2 separate regions of the Homo sapiens genome follow, and region 2 is linked to region 1. A link is a loop called in an ENCODE intact Hi-C map of the cell type or tissue named here. Cell type or tissue: endothelial cell of umbilical vein. All regions are shown on one strand. Each heading gives the region's core, and the rest is flanking DNA. Links, peaks and the distances in the headings are about the cores only. Region 1 overlaps ADD3 (adducin 3). Region 2 has its middle 91 kb from the start of SMNDC1.

Region 1 (5,381 bases), core at 121-5,120:
CTTACACCTTGGCTTTGGTTTACTTTTTGTCCAGGCCTTTTTTTCTCCCCTTGAGTTTTACTCCCTCAGCTGAATCCCACAACTGAGTTTTCTTCAACCTAGAACCTCCATAGTGTGTGTAAAATTGGCCTATTGTGAAAATCACCAGGGATGAAAAAATCACTGTTCGACTTATCTCCATTGCCACTAGTTGTATGACCTTATTTGCTTAACCTCTTTGAGTTTTAGTTTTCTTTTTTTTTTTTTTTTTTTTTCGAGACTGGGTCTAGCTCTGTCACCCAGGCTGGAGTGCAGTGGCATTATGTCGGCTCACTGCAAGCTCCACCTCCCGGGTTCATGCCATTCTCCTGCCTCAGCCTCCCGAGTAGCTGGGACTACAGGTGCCCACCACCACTCCCAGCTAATTTTTTGTATTTTTAATAGAGACGGGATTTCACCGTGTTAGCCAGGATGGTCTCGATCTCCTGACCTCGTGATCCACCCGCCTCGGCCTCCCAAACTGCTGGGATTACAGGCGTGAGCCACCGTGCCCGGCCCTAGTTTTCTTATCTGTAAAGGAGGCATCATGACAGTACTACCGATAGGGTTGCTGTGGAAGTACATGGAATAAGTATGTAAAGTGCACGGCACAGCAGTCTAAATTATTCCAGTGGCACTTTAACTGCTGAGCAGCATTTAGATCTCTGAGGACACACAAGTTTGCACAGTTGGTTTTTAATCTTTTTAGTATTTCATGCATTTTACTCTGATCATCTCCTTGCCCCCTATTTTTCTGTCATTTTGCTTTCCTTTTTGGAGAGTGTTCATCCTTAGTTGTTTTGTTTTTATTATAACTAAATGCCTATTACCATTCAGCACTTAACGGATGGTTTCAGTGGGCTAAGCTCTAAGCTCTGTGCTATCTGTTGGAATACAAAGGTGCTCCCAACTGAGTAGAGGAACCCATGGAAGCAGCCACCTTCCCACCCCCGACTAACATGAATTTAACCTGATTTAAACAGTTTAGACAGACCTTTTTTTTTTTTCCTTAGCCAGTCTTGTAGTAGATGGAGAGGTTACTTTCCATAGACATTTCAAGCTAGACTGAATGTCCCACAGAGCTGAAGCTTGCCAAGCAAAGCTCATCTCTGTGGCTGTTTTAAGTCACTAATAGTTATACCACATTTCTAGAAGTTGGTGTCACCATCAGCCAAAGATTAAACTTGTCTCCTCTCCTCCCCCAACCCGATATATCCTTGACCAGATGATGTTTGTTCAAAAGGAAAAGCCCTTTTTTTTGGTTTTGTACTTTTAGTCTACCACATGTTTGAGATGCCTAGTAGTTCCTTAACAAATCAAACTTTGTGACTTCGGGATTCATAGCACTTTAGTTGGAGACAGTTTCTCATTGTGCTGGTTTGATTTCTGGCACTTGAAAACATCTCCATTTGGAAGCTTATGGAATGTTTCATTCACTCCCCTATTTGGAGTAGACAGTTTGTCTTCTCTTCATTGATCAAGCCCTAGACCCTAGTGGTGCCCAGAGTGAGTGTCCTGTCTATGTTGTATTTGAGAATGTACAGGCACTAGGAGTGCGTGAACTCTTGTGCAGCTGACGTTGATTGGAGGGCAAAAGGGGAAGGGGAAGGCCCTTAGGACAATGAATTCAGTCATGGGGCTACCTCATTTCCTTTTTTTTTTTTTATCTTAAACAAAGCTAAAATATGTTTTCAATTACTTTGTTTTTAAAATGCTATCTTTCTCTTTTTGCTAACTTTCATAACAATAACTAATCGCAAGTCATTTTATGTACTGAAAATACAATATGACAGAATGACATTTTACAAAATTTAAATGAAACAAATATTTGAAATAAAATTGGAGTTGGAGGACAGGAGAGAAGGGGGATAGCATGCTTCATGAGTTGCACACAAGCTCATACTTTAGTTGTTAAGCCTCTGGCACTCAGTAGAGTATTTTTATTTAAAATCTACAAAACTGAGGAGGCGGGAGGGAAGGAGAAATTTCACTGCTTGAAAGTTACCCTAGAAGATTGGATCTGTAAATTTACATGAATCCCTGAAACAGGCGTGTATGTGAGTGCCAAATAATATCAAGACTAACCAAGAAAAACTTGCTTTTCTGCATGATTGTGGTGGAAGCATTGGTTCCCAACAACTTTCACATTTATAAGGATTTTTTAAAGGGACTAACTACACATTGGGCAAGTAGCTGTGTAGTCCAGAGTATTGGCTGGATTTAACATACTGAGGGCATGTGGATTCCTAAGAATGTCACACCTTGTCTGTGCCAGTAAATCAGAGTGTCTATTCTTGATACTAAATCTGATATCATTGGCAGATTTTCTCCTTTATTGGAAGGGTGATATTCAGAAGGGAGAATATTTTTTCATGTATTTTGCTCTCTCTGTGATTGGGGTGTTTTTATGGTTTTTTGTTTTTTTTTTAAAGCTATGAAATAATACTGGCAAGTCCCAAGAAAACTAGATCTGGATTTCATTTTGTCTCTTCAACTCTGTGTGATCTTGTGCACATTCCTGACATGTTACAAACAGCTTGTGTCTCTGAATGTGCAGTATCAATTTTCAGTGGTGAAAGCCCCAAAAGGAAACAGACTGATTCTTCCATGCACAAACAGCTGGGCAGTTGTGGATGGAATTAATTGCTGATATATATTGGCTGTGTTTTTCTTCTCTTGTCATTTCCTTTGCAGCTGTGAAAGTGAAGTTTGGCTTGAAAACACATTCTGCCAGTGCAAATCCAAAAAGTATCAAGACAGGATTCTTCTACTATAATAACCAACTGGTAACTTTGAATTGTTAGTTTGAGGGGGGAGATGAGGAAGAGCCAAGAGATAGCAGCAGGTGATTGATAATTACATAGATGGTTGAAAAAATAAATCATGCTGTTAGACTATGAGAAGAGTATGTTGGAATGGTTAATTTATCATGTGGCAAGAGTGACCTCATAATCCAACAAAGGCAAGATCAATCAACAGCCCCTCACTAGGGTCCTGAGAGAGGATGTTCTAGGCCATCTCTCAAAATATTGAAATGTTCAATACTCCAGACTGAATTATTGTTCCAATGTGAGAGAGTAGCTCTTGGCTAGAGTAACATGACAACATGCATCATTAAAAATAATATTTTCCTGGTGTTCTCTCAAATCCTTTTCCATTGTTCATTTTAAATTCTATGTAAACAATTACATAGTTTTTTATATGCTTATTTTACTCAAACTTTAATTTTATGATTATAGGAATTCAATTAAAAATAACTCTTGGTTGTGTTTCTGAATATGCGTATACAGAAAACAGTATTGGTTAAAATCACTTGAATAAGTATCAGATGTTTGTTAATAGTTTCAATAACTGATAAATTATTTTAGATCCTATTAAAGATATTTGTACAGTATTTATACATACTGTGGAAAACTTTTTAAAATAAAATTCCTACAAAATTATTGAAAAAGTGGGTGAGTATAAAATTTTTTAAAGTATGGTATGCATAATAAATAATTTTCTTTTTTACATGTACATTTCAATATTCTACCAGAGCAACTCCATAAATTCAAAATAAATCTTATTTTGAAGGGAACTATTGCTAGTTGATAATAAAACGTTTTTATTGTTTGTGTATTGCTAGGAGAACTAGAGCACTGGTGAGGAGAGAAAGAGGTAATTTGTGTTCATGGTCAGGACCTCCAGAAACAGGCTGAAGTAATGTTTTAGAATGAGCAATGCTTCTGACACCTTGAGATATGTAAAAGCTGCTGTTGCTAAACTTAGAAGTTGGCATGGTTGGACTTCCTTTATAGTACTCTACTTCCATCTAACATTCTGTTGGTTGAACTGTGTGATCTGTCTTGCATTTTATCTTTACTTTCTTCACAAACAAGAAATGAGAATACATTTTACTTCAAGGCAGGAAAGCTGATCTACAAACATGAACTCTCCCCCACTTTTTTAGGAGGACTAATGAATTAATTGTGACTCCAAGGCTCTGAAAAATGTGTGGCAATATTAATGTGCAGTTTGCTCTCACTGAAGTCTGCCTGGGTGTGTTGTTTCCCCCAGAGTGAGCTCCACCCTTGCTCTAACCACATTGAGTGTGGATATCTTGCTCTTTAAAACAAAGTTCATTGTTAGGGCAGTATTGCAACAGAATTGCCACACAAAAACCAGCTTAAGAAATGTACAGCACTTCAATTTTTTTGTAAGTAATGGATTGTCTATTGTAATACTGATTGCTCACAGCTTAAGGGGAAACACAGATAAGATAGATGGTTAAGCTTTGTGCCAGCTGCTAGTAACATGCAATATTCTTCTTTGGGAGGAGCCTCTGGCTTTATCACTCCACTAAGTTTTTTTTCTTTTAGTTCACTTGTCTGCTTTTTTTTTTCTTTCTCTTTCTTAAACAGTTTACTGAATTGTTATTTTTAACGATTTTGGGGATGACACTGACTGTTCAAATGAAGGCAAATAGTATTCTCCCAAATGTGCTAGTTATTTAACTTGAAAATGCTTGAAGCAGTGTTTTGTACTGAATTTATTGGACCCATTAATAGCATAATCTGGCAATACTGTATTTCGAGACATCGTGACATGAACTTTGTGTGTAAGAGTGGGTTCATTGAATTAAAAAAAAGGCAGCTTCTAAAGAGCCTTTTATTTCTGTCATAATGATGCTTTGTCCTGTTGCTGTTGGGTATTTGTCAGAAGAGTTGGGGCAGGCTGCAGCCCAAAGTTCTGTTCCATGCCTCATCAGTTCCGTGCTTCTGTGTTCTTTCTAGAGTTTGTGACGTGAATGGTGAGTTGAACTATAGGAGAATTATTGTTGTTCATTGAGGTCCATGTTCAGCAATTTTTTTTTTCGCAACTGGGGGTCTGTCTGATCTTTTTTCCCCCTCACACACTGAGTTTCTCTTTGTACCTGAGTTTTAAATGCCTTTGGAGTGTTTAATTATTCACTGACTGAAGTGGGCATGTAGAGAGAGAGAGGCTGTGCTTTGTGTTATCTATACTCTCTGGTGTGTGGTCATGTGTACACTTTGGGTAGACACTCATTTGGTGCAAGCAAACTGAATAACTGCCTCTGTTGAAATCAAATCTGAATGTTGAAAATGGCTAATTTCTGTAAGGCTTGCAGGGGTGACATTGTGTCATCCTTTTTGAACTAAGACTTCTTAGCATCTCCTTGCTTCAGCTTCCTCCTTTTTACTTGGTAGTAATTGGATTTAGCTGACTTCTAACTTCATAAGGATGTAAGAATAAAGCACAGGTGTGGTATCATAGCAAAAAGCACTAGCCTGGGAATCAAGAGACTGTTTTACCTCTTTGGACATTAGTTTCTTTACCTGTACAGTTAGGAATTTAGGTTAGCC
Region 2 (5,381 bases), core at 252-5,251, 320 kb after region 1:
ACTCTGGAGGGACAGCTTTGCCCACCCACTCAGTGGGCTCACACTTGACACCGTATTTTCACATCACTGTGGGCACTCGCTGCCCAGCCCACAGGCCCTCGACCCACATGTGGATTCCACAGGCAGCAGGTTCCTCCCCTGCCCACACACCCAGTGCTCATCCATATGCCCCAAACAGACTCACAAAGACAGCAATATTCCCCATCACAACCCCCACAGCTGACACAGACACACAGAATGACCACACAGAACCAGCTCCCATAGGCAGCAGGTAAGTCTCCACGCACACCTCCCACCGTTTCCACTCCCACCTGCAAGGCACACGCGTGGCGGATTCATAGATGCAAAGGTGACTCCCAGCCTTCCCTCCCCTCACACACGGACACCTGCCCCTCAGGGACTCAGCCCTGGCCCATGGAGTCTTCAGGCGATTCTCACAGCTCTCATGTTTCATACCCAGCAGCTTCACATCAGGCACTGCCTCTCATTTGGCCACTGATACTACCACTTGCACATAGGCGTGAGCACACACACACACGAGACCTCTACACACACAGACACACACATGCATACTCATGCCTAGATTCTTCCATCCCTGCATCTCAGCACTCCCCCTCCAAGCCCTGCAGGGGCGAGGGTGCTCTGGCTTCTGGGAAAGCAGCCCTGGGAGCAGACCCCATGCTTCCCGGAGGCAGGAGGATTCCCCTCCCGACCTGGCATCCCAGGACTCCCACCCTACCACTCCTGCCTGTCCCAATGCATGCTCCGGAAACCTCTGGGAATAGGCAATCAAACTCATCCTGGTTGGCCAATGTCCTGAAACCCCTTCAGTCATTATCAAATGGGGAAGGTTGGTCAATGTCTTGGGGAACGCAGTTTGGGCCTGGCCGGGTAGACGTAGCCCCTGGCTATCAACGTGTGCATCAAGGCAACTCATTTCCTCTGAGTTTACCCCTCTGTCTACAGGTCTATACAATGGAACTGTGGCTTTTCCTTAAACAGCCTTGGGCCCTGGCTGTTGTCCTCAGCCCCGGGCCACAGCCTCCTCTCTCCTGGGGCCTCCATCCTGGAAGCAGGGAGATGCCCAGGCAATGCGATGCCAGAGCTGGCCCGAGCTTATGAGTCCAGAGCTCCTAGCAAAAGCCTGGGGACGGGGGTGGGGGCAAGGCAGGCTGGGCAGGTCAGGCCTGGCTCCAGGAATGGGACACACTGCACCACAGATGTGCTTGGAAGGGGGCATTCAAGTAGGACCACCTGCCTGAAATGTCTTTCACTGCCAGTTATTTTACCATTAACACTCTCATCCCTTATCATCTGCCTGCTCAGATATCCTCCTACCTGCCTCCTGCAGGAGTCATCACATCCTACGAGACCTGTTCTTTCGGTCTTATATGATTGGCTTATATACACTGAAAAGCCAGGAAGTCGATCTGAATTTGGACAAAGATGGAAGCTCAGTAGATGTGATCTGGAATCCTCCTCTCTCTCTTAAACACACACACACACACACACACACACACACACACTCACTCACACACACACCCTCTTCTGCTCCTTTTTTCAAGGATTCCACTCTTAGATTCTCATAATCGTGACCAAAATGGCGGAGCCCACCTCCAGACTCCATCCTACAGCGGAACAACAGCCATGTAAAGAGAGGTCCTTGTGCCCAGCCACAGTCCCAGCGTTGATTTGGATTGGCCAGGACTCACTTTCGTGTGCCCTCAGGGTTCTGGAGAGTGGATTAGCCCTACTGAAGCACATATGGCCAGAGTTGGGGCCCATGGTTCTCCCCCAAAAAAATACGATCAATTTTACCAGAAGAAGGGGGAATGGGCCCAAGACAGGCAAAATAATGTCCACTGAAGTGGGGCTTTTCAAACTTTAATGAGCACACTCATCTCTTGGGGATCTTGTTTAAAAACGCAGATTCTGGTTCAGCAGGTTGGGGTAGGGCCTGAGAGTCTGCATTTTTGACAAGCTCCCAGGGGATGCTGATGCAGCTCCGCTGGGAACCCCATCCTGGACAGTGAGGGACCCAAAGCACCTTAAGACCTGGCCCCGAACACACTTCATGTATGTGCAATGTGCGAGGGGGACTGAAGTGCAGGTGGGCTTGGTGACCACCTCAGTCCTCCTTGAACCCCAGGGCCCAGATGCCCTCTTAGATGGTTTCTCACTGGCACCTGACAGGACAGGCAAGGCAAACCTTCTTTCTTATTCCTATTTGGCAGATAAGAAAACCGAGGCTGAAATAAACTCCGTAGCTCTCCCAAGTCATGCTAGGACAGGGGTTGAACTGGGTCCCAGTGACCCGGCTGCTCTGAAGGACAGTGCAGTCCTCCTAAGCCAACTCCCTCCTCTTAAGGGACAAAGAGCGGTAAGTCAGAGCCCTCACTAGAACCCCTCCCACTCTTAGGAAGGTGTTGAAGGGCTGCCAGGGAAAAAAGAAAGAAAAACAACTGCCTGACCTCTGTGTATCGGTCACACCACAGGACTGGAAATTCCCAGGCCACTGAGTAGAAAGCTGCGTCAGCCATGAGGTTTTACAGCCAGCATAGACCCAGGTGATCTCCTGGTTGTGATGCTTGTAAATCAAAGTTGCAAAGGGCAAAGGTCATGTGGGCAGCTCATGGGTTATTTTTAACCTTCTCTCCCTTATCAGTTTTCTCCTTCCTGCTCTCCAGGTGGTTATCGTTAACAGATATGTCTCACCCAGGGTGGGGCCCATCATACCTGGGCTCCAAGGAAAGAAATGAGGGTGTCCCTGGTCCCTGGCACCACCTGACAGAGTGGGGCTGGGCATTTGCAAGAGATTTTAAGGAGGCTCCTTTGTGGATCTCTGGGCTGGCACAAGAGGAAGATCATTCAGGGTGATCCAAATATGGAATGGGCTCCTGGAGAGGGAGGGAGTCCCCATCTGTTATGGGTTGCATTGTGTGACCCTCAAATTCATATGTTGGAGCTCCAACCCCTAGTACTTCAGAATATGACCTTATTTGGAAATAGGGTCTTTGTAGATGTCATTAGTTGAGTAGGTTGGGTCCCTAATCCAACATGATGGGTGTTGCTATTTTAGAGGAGAAATGTGGACCCTGGGAGAACAGCATGTGAGGACAAAGGCAGGGATAGAACCAGGGTGATGGAAAGCATAGAATTCATAACGCTTTTCAGCTATAGAAGCCACAGATCCCAAAAGATGGCCAGCAAACCTCCAGAAGCTAGAGGAGAGGCAGAGCCTCAGAAGGAACCAACACTTTGATTTTGGACTTCCAGTCAGAGACAATAAATTTCCAGAACTGTGAGACAATAAATTTCTATTATTAAAGCCACCCAATCTGTGGGGTTCTCTGTTGCAGCAGCTCTAATGATCTAATACACCATCTTTAGAGGTGTCTGCTGAGGCTGCGCTGCTACTTGGCAGGGATATTGTCCAGTAGAGACATTATGCTAGCCACGTATATAATTCAAAATTTTCTAGCCGGGCATGGTGGCGTGCACCTGTAGTCCCAGCTACATAGGAGGCTGAGGCGGGAGGATAACTTGAGCCCAGGGGTTCAAGGCCAGCTTTGGAAACATAGGGTGACCTTGTCTCTAAAAAAGAAAAACAAATAATAAGTAAAATAAAAATGTCTAGTAGCTACATTTAAAAAGCAAAAAGAAACAGATGAAATTACAGTTGACCCTTGAACAATGAGGGGATTAGGGGTGCCAACCCCTATGAGGTCAAAAATCCAAGTATAACTTTGACTCCCCCAAAACTTGACTATAACTAGCCTGCTATTGACCAGAAGCCTTGCCATTAAAAAAGAAAATGTTATTAAGAAAATTATAAGGAAGAGAAAATATATTTACTCTTCATTAAATGAAAGTGGTTCATCATAAAGGTCTTCATCCCTGGCGACTTCACATTGAATAGGCTGAGGAGGAAGAGGAGGGGTGGGTCTTGTCTCAGGGACAGCAGAGGTGGAAGAAAATCTGTGTATAAGTGGACCCTCTCAATTCAAACCGTGTTGTTCAAAGGTTAACCGTAATTTTAATGATAGATTTTATTTCATCCAATATATCCAAAATATTATTTCAACATGTAATAAGTACTAACAAGAGCTATAAATTAGATGTTTTATATATTTTTTGTTTGTTTCTTAGTAGGTCTGAAATCTGGTGTGTTGTTTACACATACGGTACAGCTCAGTTGGGACTGGCTACATTTCAAGCACTCACACGGCTAGCTACATTTCAGATACACGGCTAGCGGCCCACATGTTGAAGAGCGCAAGTTGAGTTTTTCTTCCCCTTTGTATCCATGTGGCTTCAGGTAATTTACTGAGCATGTTAGAGCTTCAGTTTCCTCACCCATAAGACGGGACAGTTTCTTCACCCATAAAATCAGGCAATAACGGACATACCTGTCTTCAGTGATTTCCTGGCATGGGGTCAACCTCCACAACCAAGCCCTGTAACTGTGGTACAGGCCTGTGGGCATCAGGCAGGATATTTAAAAACCTTCCCACTCCAAAGGATCACACAATTGCCTCATTCCTCGCTATGTTCATCTTGAACCCCCTTCACACTCAGACCTACCTCCAGCCTCCCCACTCAACCAACCTGAGTCCACCTCCTCCAGGAAGCCTTCCTAAGGTCCCAGCCCCCATTTAAAATTCCTAGAACACCTAGGGAGAGTCTCGCAATTTAACACTTAATTGTTCTGTGAATTGTGTTATTACTGTGAGTGAGGTTTTGAATTCCTTGAAGGCTGGGATGTGCCTCCTCTGTTTTCTCATCTGGCCTGGAGTTATGAGCCCGGTTCAGTTACTCAGTCAGGCAACACACCTTTATTGAGCACCTATCCCAAGTCAGCCACTGGGCCCTGCTGGACTTATAGTAGGTGCCAATTAATGGTGTGCAGGTTGATTTAGCTTTTTCTTTTCTTTTTCAGCCCAGCTCTTCTAAACTCCATAGGTTGACTTATCTATGCATACCTCTCAGAAGCCCTGGGAGAGATATTCTCCGGGCACCAGGACTCACTGCCCAAGCTCGAGTCGCTGTACCTCTGGGCCAGGGCAATGGAGGTCCTGGAACCTTCCAGGAAAAAGAGTTCAAAAGGTTTTGGCAGTGACCTTTTCCAGTGTGCTTCCCCCCAGGCAAAGAAAGGTTTTTCACTGCAGCCTGGGGATGGGCCTCAGGTAGGCACTTTACGAAGCCCAGGATGCCCAGGCTCAGGATGAGACACCATCCTCCCCTCCCCATTTCCCTCTTGCCTGGATGGCATCTTGTGACTTGTTTACTACAAGTCACATCCTGATAGAGGCCCCACTCGCTGGAAGGGGCAATGAATCACCAGCGTCTCCATGGGAATCACAACCCAGCTAGCCCAGCCC

What was found. Hi-C counts contacts between places; a loop is a spot of excess contacts. Peaks named below come from ENCODE experiments on the same cell type or tissue, not always from the same donor. Only the 100,000 strongest peaks of a DNase experiment are listed, where the experiment ranks them.
Region 2: a loop joins it to region 1, with 7 times the contacts of the local background. A loop is called at or near these places in 1 of 110 quality-filtered maps.

Annotation. Positions count from the first base shown.
Region 1 is chr10:110,072,906-110,078,286 of GRCh38, forward strand. The region is part of intron 1 of ADD3 (adducin 3); the gene reads left to right. Among named protein-coding and RNA genes, the nearest start is that of ADD3-AS1, 67 kb to the left of the region's middle. In endothelial cell of umbilical vein, for the core only: no CTCF peak of the experiment used is centred there; DNase peaks (open chromatin) are centred at 1,576, 2,636 and 3,916; H3K27ac peaks cover 3,876 bases.
Region 2 is chr10:110,393,427-110,398,807 of GRCh38, forward strand. No RefSeq gene overlaps it. Among named protein-coding and RNA genes, the nearest start is that of SMNDC1, 91 kb to the left of the region's middle. RefSeq lists enhancers at 2,285-2,579, 2,348-2,597. In endothelial cell of umbilical vein, for the core only: no CTCF peak of the experiment used is centred there; a DNase peak (open chromatin) is centred at 2,495; H3K27ac peaks cover 3,380 bases.